3 separate regions of the Mus musculus genome follow, and all the other regions are linked to region 1. Evidence: chromatin loops called from intact Hi-C (ENCODE). Cell type or tissue: heart. All regions are shown on one strand. Each heading gives the region's core, and the rest is flanking DNA. Links, peaks and the distances in the headings are about the cores only. Region 1 overlaps Trpm3 (transient receptor potential cation channel, subfamily M, member 3). Region 2 holds the start of Mir1192 (microRNA 1192). Region 3 overlaps C330002G04Rik (a long non-coding RNA gene).

Region 1 (7,267 bases), core at 1,464-6,463:
CTATGTTTACCGTATAATTCCACTTATCTCTCTTTTGAATATATCCTCTTAAAACTAGGAGGCCATCACTGAAACTGTGGGGTATGGCTTAGAATGGGTGGGGCAGGGCACAGTGCTCAGTCATCAGTGTTTCCTACTGAACATCAGTGTGGCTCTTCCTGTGAAGGTATAATCACTCTCCTCTCCACAGTCCCTAGAAACTCTGTCTCCCAGAAGCCCTGCTCCTTGTAACAGAACTCCCAGCATCACACAGCCTGGTCCCATAAGGTATGGGTGGACTGGCATTTGCTCTGGCCCACACTCATGTGTGTGTGCAGGCTTCCATTTCTCTCTCTCTCTCTCTCTCTCTCTCTCTCTTCTGTAGCTCTGCTTCAGCCAGGACACTTGAATAAACTTCCTAGATCTTTCTTTCTGTGTCTCCTTCTCCAAGCATTCTCAGATCCCTGGGAATTTGTAAGAGAACACCAGAAAGGTACACGGGCTGTCTCTGGGTTCTCAATGATAGTTTTCCTCTCCACAAAAATGGTGAGAACAAAGCCAACATCTGCTCAAAAGACAGGATGGGAAAGTGATGGGTTTGTCATCCCTTGTATTCACAGAGAACTGAATTCAGGATTTCACCTCATTCTGTGGCTACCAAACTCCACAGATGTTCAGGTCATATATTTGAAACAGGGTGTGTGTGTGTGTGTGTGTGTAGCCTTGGCTGTCCTGGAATTAGCTTTTTAGACCAGAGCAGCCTCAGACACACAGAGATCTGCCTGACTTTGCTGGGATTAAAGGTGTGTGTGTGACCACTGTCCAACCCAGTCCCTTATATAAAATGCTGCAGTGTCACACATATCTTATGAACATTCTCCTGTATATTTTAAGTCATCTCAAAACTGCGAATACCCAATACTGTGTAAGTGCTAAGAAAGTGGTTATTCTGTCTGGTTTAGGGAAACACATGTTTGGTGCAATGTTTGGGGGGGGGCTGTTTTCCAGTATTTTTCTTCCATGGCTAGTTAACACAGAGCCTCAGAAACCATGAGCCAACTATATCTCAAGGTCTTATTGCACCATATTAATTTAGCCATCTTGTAATTAAAAACTGGGTGTTCCCAATAAAAATAAGTGTGTAGGTTCCTAAATACTATGCCTCATCCATTCTTCTAATGGAAATTGCAAGTGTGGAATTATGACCTGTGGCTCTTTCTTTCGAAATCATTTCTCTGTATAGCTACAAGGGTTTTGAGATTATTGGGATAACAGTGGGACTAGAGAGTTCTTCTAGAACACTCCTCAGCAGTAGAATCATTTGTGATGGAACGGTGCTATCTGGTACTATAGCTGCTGGCCCCCTGTGGCTTCTGAGTACTTGAAATGTAGCCAGTGTGAATGAAGAACTAAAACTTCTATTTTTATCTTATTTTAATTAATTGGGATTTTAACTCAAGTAGCTGTACATCACTAGTGGATGTCCTATCAGACAGCTAAGCTGTAGGATACTTTCCTTTAGTATACCAACGTCATGGGAGCAAAAACACATCTACCTGCTCACCTTGTCGCTTCAGCAACACAAGCTGTGTCAGGCTCGAAGTAACACATCAGAAAACCTCCAGCACATGACTAAACACCCTGACGCAAGGCTCAGAGAAAAGCCATGTTGCTAACTGCATTAGGTAATCAAACAAAAAAATTTTGGTGAATAGACACCTATAGCAAGCGACATCCAAGTGCCAAGAATAGAAAGTAGCTGAGTAGTTATAAAGGAACTGCAAACTGGGGTTCAATTAAACGGGGAGGCACATGCATGCATGAGGTGAAGAGTTACGGGGAGAAACATACCCTGAAAGGGAATTCAAGAGTCGATAACATCATGAAACTTAGCTGAGTGTGGTTTTTTTTTTTAGAAAATTACAGCCAGGTTCAAGAACTATATCACTGACAAAGCCATCATTTTAATATATACACAGAGGTTGGTGGTTTGCATGTCTATAAAGAAATGAATAAAAAAGGGAGGGGGTCTTTCCTTGTGAGCTCACAGAGAAAGGAGGAGAAGGCTGTGTGAGCCGAGCAGCAGACAAGAACGGCCCCGCAGAGTCCCCCTGCTCTGAGCTGGGCCACTCCAGAGGTCATTGCTGTACATCCTGTAACCACAGCCCTTTCCAAACGCACGGTGCTCTGACCAAACACAGTAAGGCAGATGGTTGATCCTCCACCGAAAGCAGAGCCAAGGACACCCATTTTGATTATTTTAACCGATCTGTATTAACAGCAGCCAACAAACGGGCTCGTCTGCACACAGGTTAACAATTAGCAGAACATTCCTGCAAAGCACGTACATTAGTTGTTTGTCCTGAAGGCTGTGTGGAAGGAAGGAAGAAGGGACGTGCCAGGGATTTTGGAAGACAGTTGTTCCCCGGAGCAAATAGCTTCCTGCAGCTAGATTTTAGGCCGCATCTGTCAAGGGATGTTTAACTGAAACTTGCTTGGCTTTTAGCCAAATATTTGGTCTCTGCTATATGGCCCATGGTTCAAGATGAGTTCTGTATAGAAGGCACCAGCAGTTTCAGGTCAAATATGGGATTTTCAGTCTTTGCCTTAGTGACATCCTCAATTCTGATGGATAACTATTTCTTGATCTGGGCTGTAGTAACACTGGACATATTTGCTCTGTGTGTCCTCCTGTGTGGACAGTAAATCTTACCATCAACTACAGGAGAGAACACAGGGAACATCCTGCTACCCTAGTTTGAATGGGTCTATTCACTGATACTGAACATTTCCGTGTGTCAGGCTCTTTGCCAGAAGCTGGGGGTTGGGGGGGGGGGGGGTTACTTCATTGCCTTTGAAGAACAGTTAATGGGAGGATTGGCACATCAACAGAACATTACAAATTGGTGGGATTTATTTTCTATAGAGGTGACTTATAAGGAATTCACTCACAAGAAAGAAGAGTACAGTTTAATTTAGCAGTAGCTCGGGGAGCCACAACAAAGCAGAGAGGCAGAGAAAGCAAGGGAGGTCGGAGGCATTTGCCTTGGTGATAAAGAGTTAAACTGAATTGTGAATGGAATTAGGAGTTTTTCAGACAGATAAACCATTCTAATGAAAGGATGATCATGTCCGAAGTCAAAGACAGATGACAAAGCATGTCGGGTGTTCACAGATGGGGCTGGAAAGAACAAAGACAGGAGATCTCCTTCCTGTGCCAGCCAGGAGCTAATCCCCAGGTTAGTTCCACATAGGAGGCGAGGCGCTCTCAGGCCACCTGAGCCTGCCCTGGTTTGCCCTTGTTTTCTTCTGGCCTTTTATGTGGCCTCTGGCTGCACTGTCTGAGGTTTTTAAGGGAGGAGCTGGGACCAGCATCTGTATCCATCTCGTCTACTAATTCTTGGAAGAATGAATAGGGAAGAGGTTAGAAAGACAGATTGTTAGCAAACACATTACATGCCAAGCTAAGAAAGTTGGTTTCTTTCACAGTTCATCTTGTCTGGAGCCCCTTTCTAAGTGAGATCTCTAACTTAAGAAACTCAACTGTGAGAGAGGGCAGAGGGGGACAGAGAGACCACCGGCTAGAAAATACACCACTCCCATGCTCGCTTCAGAGAAACCAGAGAAGGCAGAAAAAAAAATATTCTTTGTTCCAAATCTCCCGTAACCAAGGAACAGCAAACTTCCCTTCGAAGAGCCAGGATCCCCTGACCAGGTTAAACCTGCAGACTCATCTCCCCTTAGTGTAACGCATTTGCCTGTTTGGTCTTAACTCTCCAAATAGCTGAAATCAGCATCCAGAAAGGGGGAGCTGGAAGCAGGACAGGAAATGCTGCAGCAGATGGCTCCGCCTGGGTGAAGTAGGCTTTGAGCAGCCAGAGGGCAGCATGAGGCAACTGTGTGACTGCAGGGCAGGGAGCAGGGCCCAGGCACGGTGTGGTAAAAGGACTGTGCCTACATGGTGGTTCTGCCAAGCACCTTGGCAGACATCCTGCTTTCTCCAAACACCATCCTAATGCTGCCTACACTATTTTGCTAATGCCTGTTTTAAGTATCGGGATTACTTGAAGCTCCAAAGCCCTAGGCCCCCAGTTCTCCGCCCCCCAGACCAGCATTGCCAGTTCAATCTGTGTTCTTCTCCCCACTTCCTCTCCTTTGATCCTACAGAAGTCTACAAAGTAAGGGAAGGAAGAAGAACCAATGTGTGCATGCATCTTCCTCCTTCTCTGTTCCTCTCCATCCCTCTCTTCCTGCCCTCTTTCCCCTCTGCCTCCCTCTTCACATTTTGCTTTTTCATTCTTAGTACATCCTTTTCCAGCCTACAAATGCACCAGACACGTATCACACAAGAAGCCTGAAGGTCAAAAAGGTCTTGGGACAACCACAAGAAGCTGGAATGCATCCAAAGAGGCTTTCTTGTGGCCGAAGGAAAATCTGCCAGGATCTGGAATGATACAATAACTCTCTCTTATGTTCAAGGTTGTAAGTTTGGTCCCCAACACTGCCAAATAGATGATGATGACGATGATGACGATGACGATGATGACGACGACGACGATGACAATAACCCCCCCCCCCCAAAGTACAAACCCATTACATTGATCCTCAACCAAGGACAATGTCACCACTTACCCTTACCAGAAAGGAGATATTCGATCTTAAATTTTTTTTTTGTTTTCTTTTCTTTTCTTTTATGGGATTTTTTTTATTTACATTTAAAATGTTATCCCCTTTCCCAATTTCCTCTACAGAAACCTCCTATACCGTCCCCCTTCCCCTGCTTCTATGAGGGTGATCCTCCACCCACCCACTCCTGTCTCCTCACCCTCGCATTCTCCTACTCTGCGGCATCGAGCCTTTACAGGTCCAAGGGCCTCTCGTCTCAGTGATGACCAACAAGGCCATCCTCTGTTACATATGCGGCTGGAGCCATGGGTTGTTCCATATGTACACTTTAGTTGGTGTTTTAGTCCCTGGGAGCTCTGGAGGATCTGGTTAGTTGATATTGTTGTTCTTCCTGAGATTGCAATCCCCTCCAGCTCCTTCAGTCCTTTCTCTAAGTCCTCCACTGGGGACCCCGTGCTCAGTCCAATGGTTGGCTGCAAGCATCTGCTTCTGTATTTGTCAGGCTCTGAAAGAGCCCCTCAGGAGACAGCTATACCAGGCTCCTGTCAGCAAGCACTTCATGGCATCTGCAATAGTGTCTGGGTTTGGTGACTGTATATGGAATGGATCCCCGGGTGGGGCAGTCTCTGGATGGCCTTTCCTTCAGTCTCTGCTCCACACTTTGTCTCTGTATTTCCTCTTGTGAGTATTTTGTTCCCCCTTCTAAGAAGGACCAAAGCATCCACACTGTGGTCTTCCTTCTTCTTGAGCTTCTTGTGGTCTGTGAATTGTATCTTGGGTACTCTGAGCTTTTGGGCTAACATCCACTTATTAGTGAGTGCATACCAAGTATGTTGGGTTTGTTTGTTTGTTTGTTTGTTTGTTTTGGGTTTTTTTTTTTTTTTTTTTTTTTTACGATTGGGTGACTTCACTCAGGAAGATATTTTCTAGTTTCAGCCACTTTCTTAGGAATTTCATAAAGCCATTATTTTTAATAGCCGAGTAGTACTCCATTGTATAAATGTACCACATTTTCTGTGCCCATTCCTCTGTTGAGGGACTTCTGGGTTCTTTCCAGCTTCTGGCTATTGTAAATAAGGCTGTTATGAACATAGTGGAGCATGTATCCTTATTACAATTTGGAGCATCTTCTGGGTATATGCTGGGTATATGGTATAGCTGAGTGCTCAGGTAGTACTATGTTCAATTTTCTGAGGATCCGACAGATTTATTTCCAGAGTGATTTTACCAGCTTGCAATCCCACCAACAATGGAGGAGTGTTCCTCTTTCTCCACATCCTCGGCTCTCACCTGAGGCTTTGATCTAAGCCATTCTGACTGGTGTAAGGTGGAATCTCAGGGTTGTTTTGATTTACATTTCGCGGATGACTAAGGATGTTGAACATTTCTTTAAGTACTGTTGGGCCACTCAATATTTCTCAGTTGAGAATTCTTTGTTTAGTTCTGCACCCCATTTTAATAGGGTTATTTGATTCTCTGGAATCTAATTACTTGAGTTCTTTCTATATGTTGAATATTAGCCCTCTATCGGATGTAGGGTTGGTAAAGATCTTTTCCCAATCTGTTGGTTGATGTTTTGTCTTATTGACAGTGTCCTTTGCCTTACAGAAGCTTTGCAATTTTATGAGGTCCCATTTGTCTATTGTTGATCCTAAGATCAACAAGCCATTGGTGTTCTGTTCAGGAAATTTTCCCCTGTGCCCATGTGTTCAAGACTCTTCCCCACTTTCTCTTCTATTAGTTTCAGAGTCTCTGGCTTTATGTGGAGGTCCTTGATCCACTTAGACCTGAGCTTTGTACGGAAGATAAAAAGGAATCAATTTGCATTCTTCTACTTGTATACCTCCAGCTGAGCCAGCACCATTTTTGAAAATGTTGTCTTTTTTCCATGGGATGGTTTTAGCTCCTTTGTCAAAGATCAAGTGACCATAGGTGTGTGGGTTCATTTCTGGGTCTTCATTCTATTCCACTTATCTACCTGCCTGTCTCAGTACCAATACCATACAGGTTTTATCACTATTGCTCTGTAATACAGCTTGAGGTCAGGGATGGTGATTTCCCCAGGTCTTTTATTGTTGAGAATAGTTTTCGCTATCCTGGGTTTTTTGTTATTCCAGATGAACTTGCAAATTGCTCTTTATAACTCTATGAGGAACTGAGTTGGAATTTTGATGGGGATTGCATTGAATCTATAGATTGCTTTTGGCAAGGTGGCCATTTTTACTATATTAATCCTGCCAATCTATAAGCATGGGAGATCTTTCCATTTTCTGAGATCTTCTATTCTTTCTTCAAGAACTTGAAGTTCTTGTCATACAGATCTTTCACTTACTTGGTTAGTGTCACATCAAGGTATTTTATATTATTTGTGACTATTGTGAAGGGTGTTGTTTCCCTAATTTCTTTCTCAGCCTGTTTATCCTTCGAGCAGAGGAAGGCTACTAATTTGCTTGAATTAATTTTAATCTCCAGTCAGTTTGCTGAAGCTCTTTATCAGGTTTAGGAGTTTTCTGGTGGAATTTTTGCGGTCCATAAGGATACTATCGTTATGATTTTGTCAAATGCTTTCTCAGCATCTAATGAAATGATCATTTTTTGAGTTTGTTTATGTAGTGGATTATGTTGATGGATTTCTGTATATTGAACCATCCCTGCATCCATG
Region 2 (7,267 bases), core at 1,433-6,432, 210 kb after region 1:
GGGAAAGAGAGATCCTCCCAGCAGTGGTCGTGGGTAATCCTGGCTCCCAGGCTGCCCCACTTTTTGTTGGAAGTTAGTCACAGGCCTAAGCCTAGTGCACTTGGTGGTGGTAATTGTTGGTCTAAAAAGAATAGACCTTGGAGGTTGGACGTGACCTTGAAAGGTCATCTCATCCATCATTTTGTCTGTAAAAGAGCATGTGCCCACCCTCTGAGATGGGCTTGATCTGCAGGAGCATTGGAGGAACTTGGGAGATTTGGAGGCACATTGCCAGGATACAGAAGCCCTCTAGCCTTCGCTAGCATGTGACTCTGAGCTTCTGGAATCTTCTGCGGCCTGTAGTTTTTCAGTAGAAAATGTTAAAGCCCGTGGTGGCTTTCAGCTCGCTTCTGAGAGCGCTCATGTCTCCCTCCCTTGTGAGCTCCAGGGGCTTTGAATCTGTGATTAAGGAGGTTTTATTTATATTGTTGGTTTAGAGCTGTGCCGGATGGATGCTGATGCCGCTTAGATGAGTTAATCAGGTATAGGGGCTTGGGGGAGTGGCCCAGCCTCTTCCTCTCGTGCCCAGCCAACCTCAGTTCCTGAAGCAGCTCCAGGCCAAGCTCAGAGTCCTTGCTTTTTCCTTCCTGGAAGGCCAAGAGTTAGTATTTGTCTTGCCTCCTCAGTAAGTGTAGGACTAGCAGTGATATTGGGAGAATGGCGTCCTCCACCAGAGTAGGGAGGAACCCAAATTTTTTTTTTTTTTTTTAATTTCTTGGGTCTTTCTCCACATTCATTCCCACTTGTTCCTAAACACACACGTTTGTGAGGTGTGTCTTCAAGCCTCTTTTTGTCTTAGCTGCACACTTCCCAGGTGCTCGGGGCTTTGGAAGCCTGTGGTAAGAGCTGAGAATCTGGACCTGGGATCCAAAGGTTTCCACTCCATCATCCCAGGCCAGAGCTGCTGGGTCTTTGCGTGAATGAAAGTGTTTTCTGGGGTTGGGGGATGGAACCTGGGCCTCCTGAGTGCTGCTAGCACTGTGTCTTGGGCCCCTGAAATTTATTGATTTATTTTTTGTTTGTTTGTTTTTCGAGACAGGGTTTCTCTGTGTAGCCCTGGCTGTCCTGGAACTCACTCTGTAGACCAGGCTGGCCTCGAACTCAGAAATCCGCCTGCCTCTGCCTCCCAAGTGCTGGGATTAAAGGCATGTGCCAACACTGCAGATCATTGTGGCTCAGAACAATGGGAGAAAGGTTGGGGGACTTCAGCACCTGCCCTTTACAGGGGATCAGCTCTGCTAAGATCACAGTTAGTGACGACAAGGCCCTGGCCCATCAGAATAGTGAGTGACTTCTCAGGAGCTCTAGCTAAGGCAAGGGGCTTCCAGAAGAGCCTTTACCTTCACCATAGAAACAGAGGTACCGTGATGGGAGCATGCACCTGCCCAGGCCTAACCTAACCCTGACTCCATAACTCTCATCACAAAGACTCAAGCAAAGCTTTTATCTCCCTGAAACCTCAGGTTTCTCACCTGTCAAATGGGGTTCCATAATTATATATATTCATGAAATTATGAGGCCACGTTCAGATGAGTCATTTAAAAGATTATGCATGCCAACCTTTTGCTGAGGATTACTACAATTAAAAAATATATATTTTACATACATATCCCAGACACCTTTGAGAGCCTTAGAATTTTTGTTTAGAATTCTAGGTGGACTCAGGATGGTGCTGAGCAATGGTGACAAGTGAAAGGTGTGTTAGATGGCGACAGCCATTGAGACTTAGTGAGCACTATCGTCCTGAACATGTAGTATGTCTCAGAGCCTGAGCTAAGTGGCTTACGTGCATTTCACTTGAATGTTAATCCCATAAGACCGAATAGAAGTGTGTTGCTTTTCTTGTTTAAACAGGAGGAATCAGACTCGTCCAAGGTTATGCTGAGATATTCCTACTGTTGTTTCAAGGTCTAAGTTGTACGTGAGGGCTGTTGAGTGGCTTGCTCCCAGTGAGAAGAGATTCTGTATTTATTCTTATGGCTCTTTTGGGTTTGGCCCTAGAGCCACCATCTTAAGCTGTCTTCCTTGTGCCCCAGGTCTGATGTGAAGATAGTTTTCATGAGTTTTAGTTAGGAAAGTCAACAAAAATAACTGCTCCTGACCTTGTCACCCGAAACTATTTCCTTCCAAACAGTAAAAACAAACAAACAAACAGACCAAATTTGTCATTGTTGTTTCGATTTGCTCTTTTTGTTTGTTTGCTTTTGTGTTTTGAGACAGGGTCTGGCTTGTATAGCTCATGCCAGCCTGCAACTCTATGGTCTAGGCTGTCTTTCTGCCTCAGCTTCCAGACTGCTGAGATGACAGGCCAGTGCTGCCACACCTGCCAGGGGCTGGGTTTGGGATCCATAAATAGGTTGCAAGCAAGAAAGTCCAGACTTGGACTTGCTCTGAGCTGGGCGTTGTGTCTCTCACCTATAATCCCAACACTTGATAGGCTTAGGCAGCAGACAACTGCCACGTGTTAGAGGGCACACTAGGCTACTTAGCAAAACTTAAAAAAAGATTAAAAATGGAGATCCAAGTTCAGGAGTTGCTGAATGCAGATGGACATTCAGTGCCCCCTCTCTCTATGGCTTTGCCACCCTCTTGCTGGCTCTGGCTTCATTCATGAGCAGGCTGTCTCTGAATGGTACTAAAATGGCTGCCAAGCAACACCAGACTCACTTCCTGCCAATTCAGCAAAGCCCCACAGAAAGACTACTTCCCATTCCTAATGATTCCAGCAAACAACCCAGGCTGAAAGCCACGGCTAAGCTTAAGTGGTGTGTCCCTTATGAAAACAGACTTATTTATCCAAGACTCTCAGGTCTGAAGGTGTGGGCTCAGAGAAAGGACTGGCTGCAAAGGGAAGCAAGGTGCACTGTTCCTTACCAGTAGAGGAAGATAGAGGCCAGACAAGGCGAATCAAACACCGATGTCCACTTAGGCTTGCAAATAGGCTGTGCCAAAGAGCAGCATTTATTTTCTCTGCTCTCCTGAGCTTAGCAGAAAAGATAGGCTCTGAGCGAATGGACAGAAAGGACCTGGCAGAGTACAGATAATTTCAACATATTTTACAAGTGCTCATGCACTCACAGGCCCCCCTGAGGAGATGATTGGGGAACCAAGACCAAACAAATGCTTCACATGGGACAAGTTTTATAAGCAGCCGTGTGATCTTCAGGGTTTTCACATCATCTATTCCAGTGCTCTGAGGGATGAAATGAATCACATTTACGTGAGCATTTATTATCCCAGGTGTTACTTAATAGAGAAGGTCTCTGTAAAGATGAGCCATTTATGTAGTGGTTCCTATCGAGATTCCAAAGTCCTTTCAATGTGCACCGTACTCAACAGAAACACCACAGTAAATACAGGAAACAGAAAATAGAGCTTACACACACACACACACACACACACACACGCCCCAAAGTGACTTAAATTCCTGGGCTGCCGTAATTCCGTTGTAGTTGTTGTATCATTACAGTTTCAAAGACAGTAGCAGAATGAAGTTGGGCGTGGAGTGCATGCCTCTAACCTGAGCATTTCGGGAGGACTAAGCAGGAGGGATGAATTCTGAGAGCATCCAAGGCCGGCTTGGGTCACTTGTCCAGATCCCATGGTGGGCAGGAGGCGGGGGGGGGGGGGGCGCGCCTCATGTTTGGAGAGCTCAGACCCAACCTTCATAGTTTCTGGTGATGAACACTGAATCAGGCCAATCTCTGACTCATTTTGTTGCAGAAATGAGTGGTTCAGTGGAGTAAGACTCTGTCACCACAGCCATACCCTGGTACCAGCAATGCGAAGTCCCCAGGGGGGAAGCTGGAGACAAATGATGGCATAGCATTGCCTGTCTGCCTCATCTGTCACAACCTACCTAGCTAGCTGGTAGAGTGGGCATAGTTACTAACCGCCCCCCCCCACCCCCGTTGGAGCAAAGCTCTATCTTGGCAGTATAAGAGTTCTTAGGATCAGTGAGTTTGTAAAGATACGATTCTACAGCTACACTGGCCTCAAACTCACAGTGATCCTTCTGCCTCAGCCTCGCAAGTGCTGGAATTATAGAAACAGCTTGTTAACACATTACATTGTATTATCTTTCTGAGGTAAAACTCAAGACAGCCATGCTAATTTGGGATTCCTCGCGTTCTTTCCCTGGTTGATATCTGGAATAGCAAAACTCACAGGCTGCTTTGGCATCATGAAGGGTCATCCCTGCAGCCTGGTGGTCTCCACTGGCTGTCACACACCCACTGTATGCTGAAGAGTGAGATTCTGGGCACTGTGACATTGCTTTCCTCTGGTGGCACCTAGTCCCGTCTCAACCCGGGTCCCACTTGACCACAACAAGCCAGCCCCTCAGGTGCCGTTCCAGTAGGACCTTCCTAACCTGGGCTTCCACAAGTTGCACTTGGTCTGGCGTGGCTGGGAGGTAGCAGCCTTTTCTGAGCACTTCCTGGTCTGACTTTAAGAGGAAATACAGAGCTCTGGCGCTCCCTAGAGACCTCTAACATCTGCACAGACACTGTTCTGCCAGCCCCATTCAGGGCTCACAAGCATAAGGTTGAAAATAACAGTAGCGAGTAGAAAAGACCCACGTAAGCCTCAAAACGCAGCAGCCTGGCCCTCTATGGACCGCTGGGCTTCGTCCATGATGCGTTGTGCTCAGGAAACAATCCAAGTACAGAGTCTGTACTGAGGCTTGTTACTTCTGCACTTGCACAAAGATGGCCAAGCAGAGAGGTCAGGGGCCGCCGTGTGCACTCCAAGGTCTTGGAGGTGTTAGCAAATTCAGAGGGAGTGAGCTTAAAGTGCATAGCTTTTTGTTTACTGAGACAGGGCTTCCTGTAGCCCAAGCTAGACTTAAATTTATTAGGCTACCAAGGATGGCGTTGGACACCATCCCCCTACCTCAGCCTTTTCAAGAATTGGAATTTCAGGTGTGTGCTACTTACAGCTCCAGGCTTGGTATTCTACATTAAAAAACAAGCAAAACAAGACAAAAACCCATTACTTAGAAACTGAAAGTTGGGAGCTATCACTTAACCGGCTTAACAATGAATGCACCCTGCCCCCACCCCCAGGCAATATCTATGCAAAGAAGGGCCAGGAAGACTGAGTGCAACCCCACCCCACCCCCACCCGCTGGCATGAACGGTTCCTTCAGCTCTGCCCTTGGCCAGTTTCTCTTATCTCCTATCTTTGTGTGCATACAACTGAAGCAAGCATCCAGGCTGGGTTTGAAACTGGCCATGCCCTGGTGCGGTGTCTTTGGGAGAATCATCTGCCCCTTAAGCTAAGCTGCTGCTCCTGATACCTGGCCAGTTAGAAAGCTCCATGCTAGGTGCTTCCAGCTCCACGTTCTCAGACTGACTTAAACAGTGCCTTCTAGTGAGGTGTACCAAGAGGCAGCCCTTTCTTGTGTTAAAAAAAATACGTATAGCTGTTTGAGGTCCATAGTTTGCTTCTGCACTGGTTTTAGAATTTCTGAGACGAGGCCAGGAGACTCAGTTCCTACTATGCTGAGTACCTGAAGGCTCAAGAATCTCGTCTGTCATCTTTCCTTGGAGTTTCAGGAGGGCTGTGTGTTTCTCACAGATCTATGGAGTTTGGGCGTCCATGCAAACAGTAGCAGTGGTGTCTGTTTACCCCACAGATCCCAAATGGCGGGCGAGAAGTATGCCCCGGGACAGACCCGTTCCCTTTAAAGAGTCTACACTGGTGCACAGGCTCCTTTCTTTCCCACTGGGACCCGGCAGCAGCATCTCGCATCAAAGCCACACGGCAAACATAAACATAGTGAAACCGGGCTGGAGAGACAGCTCAGCGGTTAGGAGCACTGACTGCTCTTCCAGAGGTCCTGAGTTCACTTCCCAGCAACCACATGGTGGCTCACAACCATCTGTAATGGAATCGGATGCCCTCTTCTAGTGTGTCGGAAGACAGCTACAGTGTACTTACATAAAATACAAAAGTAAACCTTTTTTTAAAAAAAAAAATAGCGAAACCACCTAGGCTACAGGAGATAGAACAGGTGGTACTCGGATGGGTAGCCGTGGGGGGGGGGGGGCAGGATTGTTCTTTCGGAGGCTGCCTGGCATCCTCCTCATTCCTTTAGAACATCTTTGGGTGTGGCGATACTTCCGGTGAACCGGAGGTGTATCGCGTCTTGATTTTTTGAGTCCAGGGTTCAGGGAAACGACTTAGGTAGAGATGGTGGAATTCTGTCTGGGATGTTCACAAACTGTTATGTTAGATTTGCCCTCGAGAACACTGGAGAATGGAAGTGTTTGTTCTGCCCTGCAGACCCACTACGGGTGGTGGGAAGGTGGCAGTGGACAGTCAGGGATTCAAGCAGGTCTTTGTGGGACCCACCAGGTCAAGCACTATGGTTGAGGCTGTGTTCTTGGACTGGCCCATTTTCTAGGAAGGATGGCAGTAGTTGGACAGCCCCGCTTATGCAGGGCACAACGCATTGCTCAGGAGGAGGGGTGCCTTTTGTCTGTTCTTGTTAGGGCCTTTTTCTAGGTCATTAAAAAGGAGGTGGTGAGAAGACAGATGTATATCCTGAAAGGTTTTTCACTTTCTAATGAGTTGTTTGTGTCAGAAACAGCGACTTCCTTTCTTGTCATTGACACCTTGAGTACCCATTAATTTCTCCATAGAAACTACACATCTCTGCTCCCACTGAACACATTGTTTCGGGTGGGTTTTTTGTTTTGTGTTAAGACGGGGGTCTCATCACATGGCCCTTCTTGACTGGACTGGAGTTCACTCTATAAGCTGGCTTTAGACTCCTAAATCTACCTGGCTTTTTTTTTCCTTTGCTTTTTTTGTTTTATTATATATATATATATATATATATATATATATATATATATATATATATATATATATATATTTAATTCTCTTTCCATAATTTATTTTTGTTACTCACTTTACATCCCAATTGCACACCCCCTTCTCTTCCCCTTCTAAGTCCTGCACTTAGAAATCTCTCCCCCTCTACCCTCTCCTATCTATAATGAAGTCTGCTGCTTCTGCACTTTCAAGAAGATGAACAAGCAGAGCTGTTGAAGGTCAGGGGCCATGTGCACTCCAAGATCTTGGAGGTGCTAGCGAATCCAGAGGAGTAAGCTTAAGGTCCATAGCTTTTTGTCTTGGGTACCACCCTATCCTGGGACATCTGTCCCAGCAGGACTAAACCCATCCTCTCCCACTGAGACTAACCAGGCAGTCCAGATAG
Region 3 (7,267 bases), core at 685-5,684, 110 kb after region 1:
CCTGCATTATTACTATCATTTGGATCTAGGCACATCACTAGCAACCCTGCTGATAGAGGTTATACAGCCTCCCTTCAAAAGCTAAAAACGCATCTATGCAAGAGAGACCTAGGAAACGGGGCAAACTCTCCCACACTGCACTTCAAGTTAAGCTCACGCTGCAGGCTTCTAGTCTCTTCCAGAGAGTGGACTGCCAGAAAACAGAGCCCCTGAACCCCGCCTCTTTCGAGCTGCAGCTTTGAAAAACATCAGTGGTGTGATAGCAACGTAGCTGGACCCAATTAGCATTTTCTCTCTTTTTTTTTTAAACCAAAATAAAATATAATAGAAAATATTGTTGTTGTAAAAGAATCCTGTGGTTCTTGTTTCACAAAGCCTTTTGTGTTCATTACACAAGGATTGGTGTGTGTGTGTCCTTGATATGTGTATAAAATGTCTTCCACCGTGGCTCATGTGTCAACTAACACAAGAGGTTGACAAGTATAGTCTTCATGCATGTATAAAAGACAGACACTACCATGTCCCATCGAAGTGAGGCAATGGTCTATATTTACAAAAAAAAAAAAAAAAATCAGACAAAATGGAGGACCAATATGAACACCCATACTGATGGAACTGGATTACTGCCAAGTATGGTAGTAAAAGCCTATAATTTCAGGAAGAGGCAAGAGGGACAGTAGTCAGTAGCTCAAGGTCATCTTTGGCTACATTGAGAGTTCAAGGATAGCCTGGGCTACATGAATAAAGAGGTGGAAGATAAAGATGACTTAGCAGCTAAAAGCACAGTCATCTGCTCTTCTAGATGTTCGGTTTCCATGTGGCACACATACAAATGTGCAGACAAAACACCCACACACTTAATATAAAATATAATAAAAGTTTAAAGGGGGAAACATTATTTCTTAGCTTTCCTTCCTTGGGTGTTCATTAAATACCAGCACCTCTCAAAGTCAAACATTTTTTTTCCCTCTTGTATGTGAGCATGTGCTTGGTTTCTCGGTGCTGCTGTAACTCCTAAGTCCAGGTAAGTCTCTCGGAATCATGAGTGAAGTTCTCTCTCTCTTTGAAGGTTCTGGGACTTCCCCAGTTCAGCCTGTGTGAATCTCAGGATACCATCTGTTCTTCATAAAAAGGTCAAAGACCCCATCCTGTGGTCCTTGTATTGGTCCCAATATTCTGATAATGTGTTGACAGTGACTTTTTCAAAAATAAAATCATAGAGACTCTCTTGGAACTGAAACCATCTTTGAAGTAAAGATATGCTTGTCAAAAATCTCCTTGTTGGCCAGGTTGATGGCAAATGCTGGTAATCTCAGCATTCTGGAGTCTGAAGCAAGAAGATCTCAAACTGGAGACCAGCCTGGGATACATCCAGAGTGTGACTATGTGCTTCAACAAGAACAAATGAAAAACTCTTTCTGTTGTTGCCTTCTGTAAGCAAAATCCAAAAGCCAGCCATCGGCACCCAGGCCAGGAGAAAGTCACTCAGTGGCCGTGGTGAGACAACCTGCCCACAGGCAAGACTTTTTTTCTGGCTTTGCCTTTCGAGCAACTACCATATTATCTGATTGGTCCAACGTGTTCTGCTTTCCCTGGTCTGTGTGATTAACACTGTCTCCTTTCACATCCTATTTCCAGGCTTGCTTTCACCTTTCCTAAAACCATGGTCTATATTGCTGAGTTGTAACATTGACTCAAACTTTCTTCAAGAACTTCAGATAACATGATAGCAGGCATGGTGGCACAAGCCTTTAATCCAAGCATTGGGAAGCTGAAACAGGTGGATCTCCACAAGTACAAAGCCAACCTGGTCTATGTATCAAGTTCCAGGCCAACTATGGCTACATACTGAGATCCTGTTTCAAGAGAAGAGAAGAGAAGAGAAGAGAGGAGAGGAGAGGAGAGGAGAGGAGAGGAGAGGAGAGGAGAGGAGAGGAGAGGAGAGGAGAGGAGAGGAGAGGAGAGGAGAGGAGAGGAGAGAGAGGAGAAAGGGGAGAGGGGAGAGAGGGGAGAGGGGAGAGAGGGGAGAGGGGAAAGAGGGGAGAGAGGGGAGAGAGGGGAGAGAGGGGAGAGAGGGGAGAGGGGAGAGAGGGGAGAGGGGAGAGAGGGGAGAGAAGAGAAGAGAAGAGAAGAGAAGAGAAGAGAAGAGAAGAGAAGAGAAGAGAAGAGAAGAGAAGAGAAGAGAAGAGGAGGGGAGAGAAGAGAAGAGAAAGGAGGGGAGAGAAGAGAAGAGAAGAGAAGAGAAGAGAAGAGAAGAGAAGAGAAGAGAAGAGAAGAGAAGAGAAGAGAAGAGAAGAGAAGAGAGGGGAGAAAGGATAGAAGAATGGAGAGAAGGAGGGAGAGAAGGAGGGAGGGAGGATAGGAGGGATGATAGGAGGAAGGGAAGGAGGGAGAAAGGGATGGAAAGAGGGAGGGGGAGGGAGGGAGAGAAGGAGGAGGGAGGGAATTATTTGTGCTTGACTATTTGTGCACGAAGCCCTGGGCTCAAGGGGAAGGAGAGATAAACCAGAGGAGGTAGTGCATGCCTGCAGTTGGGAGTTGGAGGCAGAACGGTCAGGAGTTCAAGAGAGTTCAAGATCATCTTCAGCTGCATATGGAGTTCAACACCAGCCTAGGGCTCATGGGAACTTGGCAGAAGGAGAAAAACAACAACAACACATGAGAAAGCAGACTCAAGCCAGGACTGACAATGAGTCAGCGCCAGTCCCAACAATTCATCCTGACCGCTTGGAATGCTATCAGGCAGCCTGGGGTTTTGTACAAACTTAGCAGGAAAAGTTAGTAAAGGCACAAGATGGAGAAGTGGGTATTCCTCATCTACATGAAATCTAATTTTTTTTTAACTTCTTCCTACACACATCAGCCTCCACCAGTCAGGACAAGAACTGCATACTACTTCCTGGATGACTCTACTTGATCCGCTGCTCTGTACGACTCTTTTCATCACACATACCACCTGTTCTCATAATTTTTCCCTTTCACCACCAGCTCTTGCCTCGACCTCCTCAAATGGAAATTTTCACCTAGCCCCTGACATCCTCTATGAACAGTTTATTACTTCTGAGGGTCTGTCAACATCCTCAGCTGTATAGATGTGTGTGTGTTCATGATATTCCACATCATGTATGTTTCGACTTCTCCTACTGGATAGTAAGATCTTTGAGGAAGTAAGCAGGCCTTGTTCATCTCACAATTCTTCAACTCTTGTCCCTCATTTAGACACAGCCAGATTTCAAGAGAAGATTGTAAAATAAATAAACTCTTTAGCCAATATTCTGATAGCATTGTGACACATGACTTAAAAAAAAATCAGAGAATCTCTTGGAACTGAAACCATCTCAGAAGCAAAGGTATTCATGTAGAAACCTTCTTAACAATGAAGTGTGACAGTAAGCACCTGTGTGACAGTAAGCAAGCACCTGTTGTCTCAGCTCTCAAAGCCGGGGGGGGGGGGGGGTGTCTCAAGTCAGAGGCAAGCTTGGGCTACATATGTGGTGAAATCTTGTGTTAATACGTAAACAAATAAATAGACCAGTTGTGATAGCATATACCTTTATTCCTAGCACTTGGGAAGCATAGGAAGTTGGTTTCTGTGAGTTCAAGACCAGCCTAGTCTACACATTCCATTCCAGGACAGTCAAAGCTACAAACTAGATAGATAGATAGATAGATAGATAGATAGATAGATAGATAGATAGATAGAAAATTAAAATTAAATGTCCTTGACAACCATGAGCAAAAAACAAACTTTAGAAGCCCCAAATCAGGAGGTGACACAACTGTGAATTCAAAGGAAGAATTTGTGTCATTGGAATAGCAGCAAGATCCTCATAGACAGCCAGTATATATGACACACCTATAACCCTTTCACCAATGAGCCTAGAATACAATCCACCCAGTATAACACAAACTCTCAAAAGAAAAGGAAAATCCAAACCCATGTCTCACACAAAGCTGTGTGATTTGCCTATTTTTTGTAAATGCAAGTGCAGAGGAAGGAACCTACTCCTAGCAAAAACCGCTATTGTGGCCAGATGTAGTGGTGCATGCCTGAAATCCTCACATTCAGGAGGCCAAGGCAGGAGAATCTCAGACCAAAGGGCTAGCCTGAGCTACATAGTAAGACCCTGTCTCAATAAACCATAACAATGCTAAGAATTGCTGTCCTTATTGTTATTATTATCAGCAGCAGGAGCCTAGAATGTCACTGGGCACCTACGATCTCAGCTTCCTGGTCAGATGAGAGGGGAAGTATGGACCATTAAGCAGCTTAGGTAACAGTAGAATCTCCTCTCTTCAAATGTATTGTCATTACTATTACCATTATTCTTAGTGAGTAGAAAAACCACTACAATCGCTTCTCAGCCTTTTGGCTAAGATCAAGTGGAAAACTACTACACTGAATAGCACCATCTAATCTACTGAAGTTTCACCCCGAGATCAGCCTACAGCCCGCAAGCCATTTGTGACCTCAAACTGCACACTTAGCCCTGAAACAAGGTGACTATTGTTCAGTAGAGGAACAGTGAGCCACCTTCCACACTCAGGCCTCTTCTCATTGCTCATTTGTATAGAAGCCACTGGCCCAAAGCCTTCCCCATCACATACATCTCCAACCCATAGCAACAAGTCCAAGAACACAATTTATAACAACCCATGGAGAAGCCCCAAGCACCAGGGACCTCATCTTTCCTTTATAGGAAACTAACTTTCACTGCTGTTCTTTGAATGCCTAAGAGGAGAAAAATAAATTAAAGAGAGACAGTGACAGACTTTATAATTTCCAAAGTTGGTGCCAAGTTCTGTCTAGGAGGAAGGACATTACAGGCATTTCACTCTTCCGGGAAAGCAAGGTTTGGGGGGGGGGGGGGGTTTCACGTTAGGCAGTGAAAAGCAAATGGCCTAAGCCCAAATCCCAAAGAACACCGTGATTTCAACGATTTGGGGGTTATCTGCCCTGTCTTTTCCCTCTGTGTCTGTGTGGTTCCTCAAACAAAGTGGGCTGGAAGGGTTCAAGCTCGGTTCACAGAAGGGAACATTCTGTACTCAGCCTGTGCCGGGCTGCGTTGTGTAAAACGAGATCAACAGAATGATCTCAGCCGCAGCGCAGCCCGGCAGCAGCAGGCACCACCGCCACCCCCCAGCCCAGCCCAGCGTTTGAACGTGTGGGCCCAGAAGCCATCTGCGGACAGTGACCGCAAAAGTGGGCACACGTGTGTGCCCCCGCACCCTCCCCCCACCCCCACCCCCACCCCCACCCCAGAGATGCCTTTCTGGTCCTGGAAGTTCAGTTCTGCTGTTTCTCACTGGAAGGTCAAGGGAGTTGTTAGCATATTTGTCTTTAGAGTTTAATTACAACTGAAGCACTTCCAAGGAAACTAGCCCCTGTGTGCACACTTCTACTTTGGCATCGATTGGAGCTTTTCAATCTGTTTGGATGTTTCCGTGCCTCAGATGACAGCGGTAATACTAAATATGCTACGGAGGCCGCGCCTGCGCTAAGAGGAGGCGGGGGCAGGGAAAGAGGACAGAAGACCAAAGGGAACGAACAGTCAAGACCATTGCCGGGGCTCCACTCTGCACCCGCCCCCAAACTTTTCCACCTACCAGATACGAAGCCTTTTCATCTTTTGTCTAGAATTTAGCGAACAATTCGACACATATTTATCCGATGCTTATTTTGTGCATGGGCCTGTTCATAAAAGAGTACCTGAAACAAAATTTTTTAGCAAAACGGAAGCCTGTCTTCCAAACTAGAGGACCGAGGGGAACAGAAAGGAAGAGGAGAGCTGTGTGACCATAGGTGGGGGAGGGGGAGTTAGGAAGAGAGGTAAGCAGTCTGAGCTGCTGGTAAGGACCTGAATTCATGTAGGTGTTTTCCAAAGCTCTGCAGGCAGACCACATGGTTGCCTACCAGGAATCTTCCCATGCCTGTTGTAAAAGATAGGGGGTGACACAAAATGCCCAAATCTCCCCGCAGGGGGTTGGTTGTAGGCTGGGCCTCTCGATGCCTCCTTTCAAGGAAACCCAGTCCTGCCCCGTTGCAGGAAAAAGAGAACAGCGGGTTGAAGGGCAGGGAGAAGAACAAAGGGCTTTCTGTGCAGGATGGTCTTGCCTCCTGATTTACTTACTGTCCTTGGGACATCGGGCAAGCGCCTCAGACTTGGTGCTGTTGCCGGAGAGTGCTCAGTTATTTAACTGGGGAAAAGCCACCTGTTTGCTGAATTTGCCTCTTATGGGGTCCAAGGAAACAGAATGTGCCTAATTAAGTAAATAGTAACCATGGTTGTTATGAGTGTAAGTGCGGGTCAGTGAGAGCTCTTTCTTAGATGTTGATTAAGAACATCACTACTGTGTCCTCTGAACTGTTTTCTCACCCACATATTTTCAGTGTTTTGACTTAGCAAGTGGTTGTTGAGCAGCCTCGCCTGCCTCCACGTCTGTGCTGAGCTGCTGAGCCTTGTCCTGGTGAAGTGTCCCCCTCTTTCTGGAGCAAGGGTGTCTGATCCAGGCAGCAGTACCTGGGGCAAGAATCAAATGCCTTCTCAAAGTGGGCCTTCTTGTTATGCTCAGTCTAGTCTCTCATCCATCTTCCAAGACTGATTTCTAAGGCAGTGGCAGCCTATTCCAGAGACAAAGGAGGTGCTTGGCCTGCCAGGGAGCTGGGGCTTAGCTGGAGCAACCCTGAAACAAAGCATTCTTGAGATTGTACTTGCAGAATGTAAACACCCTTTTCTCACTTCAGACCCGGAGCTCCTGCCAACACTGGAGAAATTACGATACAAAGAACCTCCAGGGCCTGGACATATTACCATGCACTGCTACCCGGGGAGGTAGGAGGAAGATGGCCTCTGGGGGACGGCAGTCATGGCTGTGTGTCCATCTGTAAACCAGTTCTCACTAGAACAGAAGACTAATAAAGATTCACAAGCCTCTCTGGGTATGGTGAACCACACCTGTAATCCCAACACTTGCAAAGGCTATGGAGGAGGAGGAAGAGGAGGGGGAAGAGGAGGAAGAGGAAGAAGAGGAGGAGGAGGAAGAGAAAGAGGAGGAGAATGGATTATTTCTATGCTGGAGAACCCAGTAAAGTAACCTGAGCAAGTGAAATCAATGCTAAATCTGGTAGATAGAGGAGAACTTGAATGAACCTACAAGCGTAGCTGCATTGACCTTGATCTTTAAAGAGAGATGGTATCCCACCACCCCTCACCCTCATAAATGACCTATTAGCCCAGCTCTGAGAGACAACCTGAAGAGACAACTC

Evidence for each region. Peaks named below come from ENCODE experiments on the same cell type or tissue, not always from the same donor. Only the 100,000 strongest peaks of a DNase experiment are listed, where the experiment ranks them.
Region 2: it touches region 1 in a loop (4-fold over the local background); 6 of 42 quality-filtered maps call a loop at or near these places.
Region 3: it touches region 1 in a loop (8-fold over the local background); 4 of 42 quality-filtered maps call a loop at or near these places.

The regions. Positions count from the first base shown.
Region 1 is chr19:22,936,807-22,944,073 of GRCm38, forward strand. The region is part of intron 22 of Trpm3 (transient receptor potential cation channel, subfamily M, member 3); the gene reads left to right. Among named protein-coding and RNA genes, the nearest start is that of Gm52388, 14 kb to the left of the region's middle. In heart, for the core only: a CTCF peak has its summit at 3,855; DNase peaks (open chromatin) are centred at 2,305 and 3,855.
Region 2 is chr19:23,147,270-23,154,536 of GRCm38, forward strand. All of the region lies in intron 1 of Klf9 (Kruppel-like factor 9), which reads left to right. Mir1192 (microRNA 1192) reads left to right here and starts at 2,162; the gene lies at 2,162-2,282. In heart, for the core only: a CTCF peak has its summit at 4,529; DNase peaks (open chromatin) are centred at 2,432, 2,702, 4,482 and 5,292; H3K4me3 peaks cover 973 bases; H3K27ac peaks cover 1,131 bases.
Region 3 is chr19:23,051,980-23,059,246 of GRCm38, forward strand. The region is part of intron 4 of C330002G04Rik (a long non-coding RNA gene); the gene reads right to left. Among named protein-coding and RNA genes, the nearest start is that of C330002G04Rik, 20 kb to the right of the region's middle. In heart, for the core only: no CTCF peak of the experiment used is centred there; DNase peaks (open chromatin) are centred at 2,662, 4,522, 5,042 and 5,492; H3K4me3 peaks cover 897 bases; H3K27ac peaks cover 946 bases.